2 separate regions of the Mus musculus genome follow, and region 2 is linked to region 1. Evidence: chromatin contacts called from ENCODE POLR2A ChIA-PET data. All regions are on one chromosome and are shown on one strand. Each heading gives the region's core, a stretch centred on a gene start or an enhancer-like site at or near the end of the contact. The rest is flanking DNA. Distances are from core to core; before and after follow the strand shown. Region 1 holds the start of Camsap1 (calmodulin regulated spectrin-associated protein 1). Region 2 holds the start of 0610009E02Rik (RIKEN cDNA 0610009E02 gene).

Evidence for each region. ChIA-PET counts read pairs that join two places held with the same protein, here RNA polymerase II (POLR2A).
Region 2: POLR2A ChIA-PET joins it to region 1 with 19 read pairs in embryonic stem cell. The contact joins the promoter of 0610009E02Rik here to the promoter of Camsap1 in region 1. POLR2A ChIA-PET finds 5 or more read pairs at or near these places in 3 of 5 experiments (Patski and embryonic stem cell).

Annotation. Positions count from the first base shown.
Region 1 is chr2:25,981,939-25,984,697 of GRCm38, forward strand. It overlaps Camsap1 (calmodulin regulated spectrin-associated protein 1), which reads right to left and starts at 1,344. Exons shown (of 18, transcript NM_001372499.1): 1 at 844-1,344. The coding sequence starts at 1,000.
Region 2 is chr2:26,444,498-26,447,256 of GRCm38, forward strand. 0610009E02Rik (RIKEN cDNA 0610009E02 gene) reads left to right here and starts at 1,427. Exons shown (of 3, transcript NR_152209.1): 1 at 1,427-1,703. It overlaps Sec16a (SEC16 homolog A, endoplasmic reticulum export factor), which reads right to left and starts at 719. Exons shown (of 30, transcript NM_153125.2): 1 at 578-719.

The DNA of each region.
Region 1 (2,759 bases), core at 94-2,593:
TGTATCTTTGGAGTATCCAATAACTTCTGTTCTGTTAAGTACCAAATTTCATAATATATAAACCAGATTGGCTGGAACTCTAGTTTGAGACTAAGTCTCAAACTATCCAGCCTTCTAGTCACCCTGATGCAGTAAGGAACAGCTAAGCAGTGGTTATTTAGGTAAGAGTCTTTCTTGGACTTAGAGGACCAGTCCAATTGCCAGAGAATAACACTGCACATGATAGGCACCCTCCACCCACCGAGACTCAGAGAGCATGGATGACACGCGAACACAGTCCCATGCCTGGACCGACCCTGGGCTACCTCAGCGCTCGCTCACCTGGGCCGCCGCCAGAACAGCAAGACTTGAACTGACACCACGCGAAGGCGCGCCTTGGCCCTGTCACCGGCCTCATTCTCAATCTTGGCTCTGTCTCCATTCCTTGTCCCTAGACCTTACAACCTCCTCCCGTGCGTCTCATCCCCCCAAGACCCGTCAGATCCCCTCTGGTCCCAACCTGCCCCGTCTGTCCAACGTCCGAAACTCTCTGCTCTCATCCCCCAGCATGTCAGTCCCTTTTCTGACCCCTCTGGTCTCATACCTGGTCGTTTCCGTCGGTCTCCCTCTGGTCCCATTCTGCGGCCGTCGCGTTCCCCTCTGGTCCCATCCCCCGTCGTAGTCCGACCCCAGTTCTGGTCCCATACCCCGGCTCCTATACCCGTCCGACACCTCCCGGTCGCATCCGAAACCAGTGCGTTCCCCGTCGGCTCCCCTCTAGTACCATCCTGGAACCGGATTCATTCCCCGTCCGTCTCCCTGTAATCCCATCCCCCGACCCCGGACCCCGCCGCGCCCGCCCACCTAGGCCATAGGCCTTCGCACAGATCCACTGCAGGTTGGCGGCGATCTTGGCCCGCGCCGCGTCGTAGCGGTCCAGCGGCACCAGGTCGGCGCCCTCCGGGGGCGCCTCCATCCTCCTCCAGCCTTCGGCGGCACAGCGACCGCCCGCGTCCACCATCTGCAGACAAAGGCCGCGGCAGCCCGGCCGCAACAAAGACGCCGCCGCCCTCCCGCGCCGCCCGCCCGGGCGCACGGCCCTTACTTCACGGCCGCCGCCGCCACCCAGGCTGCTGCATGCTGCGGGCGCCGAGCCGAGGCCGAGAAGGCGCCGAGCGGGCCGGGCAGGCGGCGGCGGGCAAGCGCCGGCCGAGGAAGGCGCGGGGCAGGCGCGGGGCAAGCGCGGTGCGAGCACGGGCCGGGGGCGGTGGCGGAGGCGCGTGCGCGGCCCAGGAGAAGCGGCAGCTGAGGCGGCGGCCAACGGGTGGGAGCTAACGCGCCGCCGCCGCGTCACGCAGGCGCACTTACCGCCCCCCGCAGCCCCACCTTTCTCCGCAAGCGCAGTAGGCACCGCCCGTAACACCGCCCGCTCGCCCCGCCCTCCTCCTGAAGGCTCCGTACCTGTCCCCTTCTTCAGATGCTCTGGGTACACCCTCAGCCCCGCCCCCAGCCCTGGTCCTGCAGAGTAGGCACGCCCCTCTAACCTAGCCCAGTCCGTGTCCTTAGTAGCTATGGACACACCCTCGGCCCCGCCTCTACTTCGTCCTCAAGGCTGCATACACGCTAGTCCATCCGGCCCCTCCCCGCCCACCCCCCGGCACAGTGGACACGCCCCTGTCCGGATCCCGCGCAGGCGCAGTATTCTCTTCTGAGGGCTAGCCTGTTTCCTAGCAACTTGAGAGACTAATCTCTGGCCTTGATTGAGCCTCAGTCCTGTGTGCAGAGACGTTCGCCTCTACCTCTGGCAAGGCCAGCTCTCTGAGAACTGAGCGCCCTTAGAGTCTGCACCGGTGCTGCATCTGTGGACTGAGATGCCAAGACGTCTCCGCCCGGACTGGCAGAAAGTGGGCGTCGCAGAGTGTGTGCGGCTCGAGAACTGCGCCTGAGATTAGCCCAGAGAAACAATCCCCGCAGCTCTCGGGAGTCCGGAGCAACCGCGAGCTCCGCCTCCTCCTCCTCCTCGGTGGGCACTATCAGATCTCTCAACCAGTTTTGGCATCTAAGGGAAATGGATGCCAGCCTAGGACCATCGTCGCGTGTGACCTGCATTTTAGTGCTTGAAAGGAGCAATAGTATATTTTTGAAAACTGGGTGCGGAAGGAGAAAGATGTCACTGAAGAGCGGACTGTGTGCGCACCAGCCCCTGGGAAGGCTCAGGAACCCTCCGGCCCGGGCGTGGGTGACCTTACTAACCATCATCTGCAAACTTCAAGGTGTTTAACTTCTGTCATTGCCAGAGCCGCCCTATGTATGAAGAAGGCAGTGTGTAGAGTGGATGTTGTACAGGTAGCTGTCCCTCAAGTCCAAGTGCATGTATGATGTAGTCAGAAAGAGCCGCGGATGAGCCTGGGCATGGTATCCCATGATTGTAATCCCTGCAGTGGGGAGACTGGAGGCAGGAGGATCTAGATGAAATTCAAGGCCGGCTTCAGCTACTGGAGATGAGACCCTGTCTCAAAAAACAAAACAAACAAAAAATGGATAGTGGCCTCATGTGGCAAGTATCTTGAACCCAGCACTTGGGAGGCAGAGGCAAGTGCATCTCAGTGACTTCAGAGCCACCCTGTTTCTAATCGAGTTCCAGGTCAGCCAAAACCACATAGTGAGACCCTGTTTAAAATAAAATGAAATAAAAATTGGTTAGGGCTGGGTACCCATGGAGAGACCGAAGAGAATGACATTTGGGCAGAAAGGAGTAAAAAGTGAGCCTAGTGTCTGTC
Region 2 (2,759 bases), core at 177-2,676, 460 kb after region 1:
CCACAGCCAAGCCGACATTTTTCTACACCTTGGTAAAAAACAAATCACGACCTCCCTTGCGACATCCTGCTCCGCCGGCCAAGAGATTACAAATAAACGCTGCTACTCCCTGTTTCAAATGAAAATGTGTCCCATGATCATCAACTTCTGAGGAAGTCTTCGAGCCAACGAGAATCAAATATCTTCAGAACCCAGCAAAAGTCAAGCTTGGCAATTTCCTGCACTTTCTTCGTTTTAAATGAGTTGCGGGCTTCCTCGGAGGTGTCACAGTCTGGCCATGTTAACACACCTTCCCCAGCGGCCAACCAGTTCCCGAAGCCCTGACCAGGTATCTGTCTCCCGTCAGGTCTGGGAAACCACGAGCCCCTTAGACAACCCACCAAGGCGACACGGCCCGTAACCTGTCCGGTGTCTCAGCACCAGGCGGCCCGGTACTGTCGTTCTCCCCAGGCCTGACTGTGTCTCTTTAAATGCGCTCGCCACTCCGGGCTAGGCCCGATGCTCACTGAGCCTGCTTGGCCTCCGCAGCCTCGCCCACCCTCGGGCCTCCACCGTGCTCCATACACTCAGCCCTCACCCTGTGAGCTGTGGTTGGCTTCTCAGGCGCCGCGAACTGAAACCCAGCCGGCGACGGCGGCGGCAGTAGGGGGAACTAGCGCGTTCCCAGCAGCAGCCGCAGCCATCTTGGCACATCCGGCTCCAGGTGCCGCCGCCGACGTGTCCGAAGGAGACGTCAGCGCGCCCCGCCCCTTAATTGCCCCTCCTCTTGCTTCTTCCAGTCTTTCGCTGCTTCACCCATTGCCCCGCCCCCCCTGCCCGGCCCTCTTGGCCGCGCTCCGTACACGTCTTCGGCGCGTCAATCATACCACGCCCCCTTGGGCTCCGCCCCCTCTCCCGTCCAGTTTTGCACTGCTTCATCCTTTTGTTCCGCCCCCCAGGAGCTGCCCCGCCCATTCCCCTTAAGAGCCTTTCGTAGTGTCCCTTTTGACTCCGCCTTTCGTTCGTCTCCAGTCTTTTGCCGCCTCATCTCTTCGTCCCACCCATAGGCCCGCCCCTCTTGCGTCAGTCACTTACAGCTCCACCCCCGTGGCCCCGCCCTCACCCACTTGCGGAGCCAGGAGCGCGGGCCCCGCCTCTTCACGTCGCCCTGGTTACGCTGGTTCTGTCCTACAGTCTTCCTGTTCTAGGATTTGACTGGACAGGATTCTTCAATCCAGATCCCCGGGGAGAATCAGTCTTGAAAAACCAAAGCCAGAAGTTCCGCTGAGTCCAGAGCCCCAGCGGGCCCTCTCGCTTGCCCCCTCCCCATTTTTCCGTTGGGTTCTCTTGGTTGCCGGCGGGGGCGACTACGCGTGCGCCACCCTGCTCGAGTAGCTAGGCGGTCGACTTCTGCGGGCTGGACAGGCGCGTGCGCGGAGCTGTACCCGTTGCTTGGCTACGGCTCTTTGCTGGAGCCTGCCCGGCGCAGTTCGCGTGATTAAGCAAATGCCTTTCCTGGTGCTAGTAGGAACTCTCACCACCACCACCCCCATTCCCCTCCAACCTTTGCTAGAGGAGAGAAGCCAGAGCCTGGAGGCCAAGTCCTTCAAACTCCATTGCGACTCCTCCCGGCAGGGCGCGGCCTAAAGCCCACGGCGGAACGCTGGACTTAGACCAGGGATGTCAGCAGGTCTGTCTGTCGGAGCAGAGGCTCTCCGGAAAAGGTGGGTGCTGTCATCGGGGAAGTGACCAGGCCTGGCTCCCTCACCTGTACTCCAGAGAGCGTGAGAAGGCGGTGCCCCTGCGAAGCCGCCTGGTCAGTGGCGAACCCAGAGGCAGGGAAGGAGGGAGTGTGGTGGAGCTGGCCAGCGCTCAGACACGCAAGCATAGCCGGGAGAACTGAGGGCCAGCTTCATGTCCTCTGACGTGGCACTGTGGGTCACTCTGTAAAGCTAACATTTATCTTTAGAGAGCCAGGTTTCCAAACTCTTTCTGAACACATGGTAGACTCAACTTTAAGTCCCTAAAAAGAAGCAGCAACCCCAACCCTAGGATGGCTAGAGCTAAATAATAGCAAGGCCTCGTCTAAATAAATAAACAAACAAATAAATAAATAATAAAATGCAAGGTCTCCACTCTCAGGCCCCCAAGGGTAGAGATGTTAAAGGGACAGCTGTGCTGGCTCCCATCTCTGACTCCATCCTAAGGTAGGGACAGGACTCGATGCCTGCTATAGACTGGCTGGCATCATGCAGCCAAGCTAACCTGGCCTCTGAGTGACAGACTCCGGTTTTAGGCCCAGTCTGTGCCCATATGCCCTGCTCTGTTGACTGAAACCTCTCTGGGCATCAGGAGAGCCACTGGGTAGTTTGAGGACTTGAATGGCGTACTTTAATGCATATGCAAAGGCAATGGGCACAAACTGGGACTGCCTGAGGCAGGCAGGGCAAATGGTGACTCCTGAGTTTATGGGTGCCCCCACCATTACATGGGTACCTCCACTTTGCCTGGGGACTCTTCGTTTATTTGGAAGTTGGGCACATCATCCCCAGTTCCCTGGAGTCCTATGTAGTCAGCATCTGGTACAAAGCTGTTATAGCCTAGGCTGCACTACAGAGCACACAGGACTCCCATGCATGAAGGCTGTGTCAGAACTCCCTGTGGCTTCTGACACTGTGACCAGCACTTGGTAACCATGTATTCTTTGTAGTGCTACCCAGTCAGCCTCTCCCAGGCTGCACTGTCTGGTGTGGTGGCCCCTGGGCAGTTACATAGAGCTG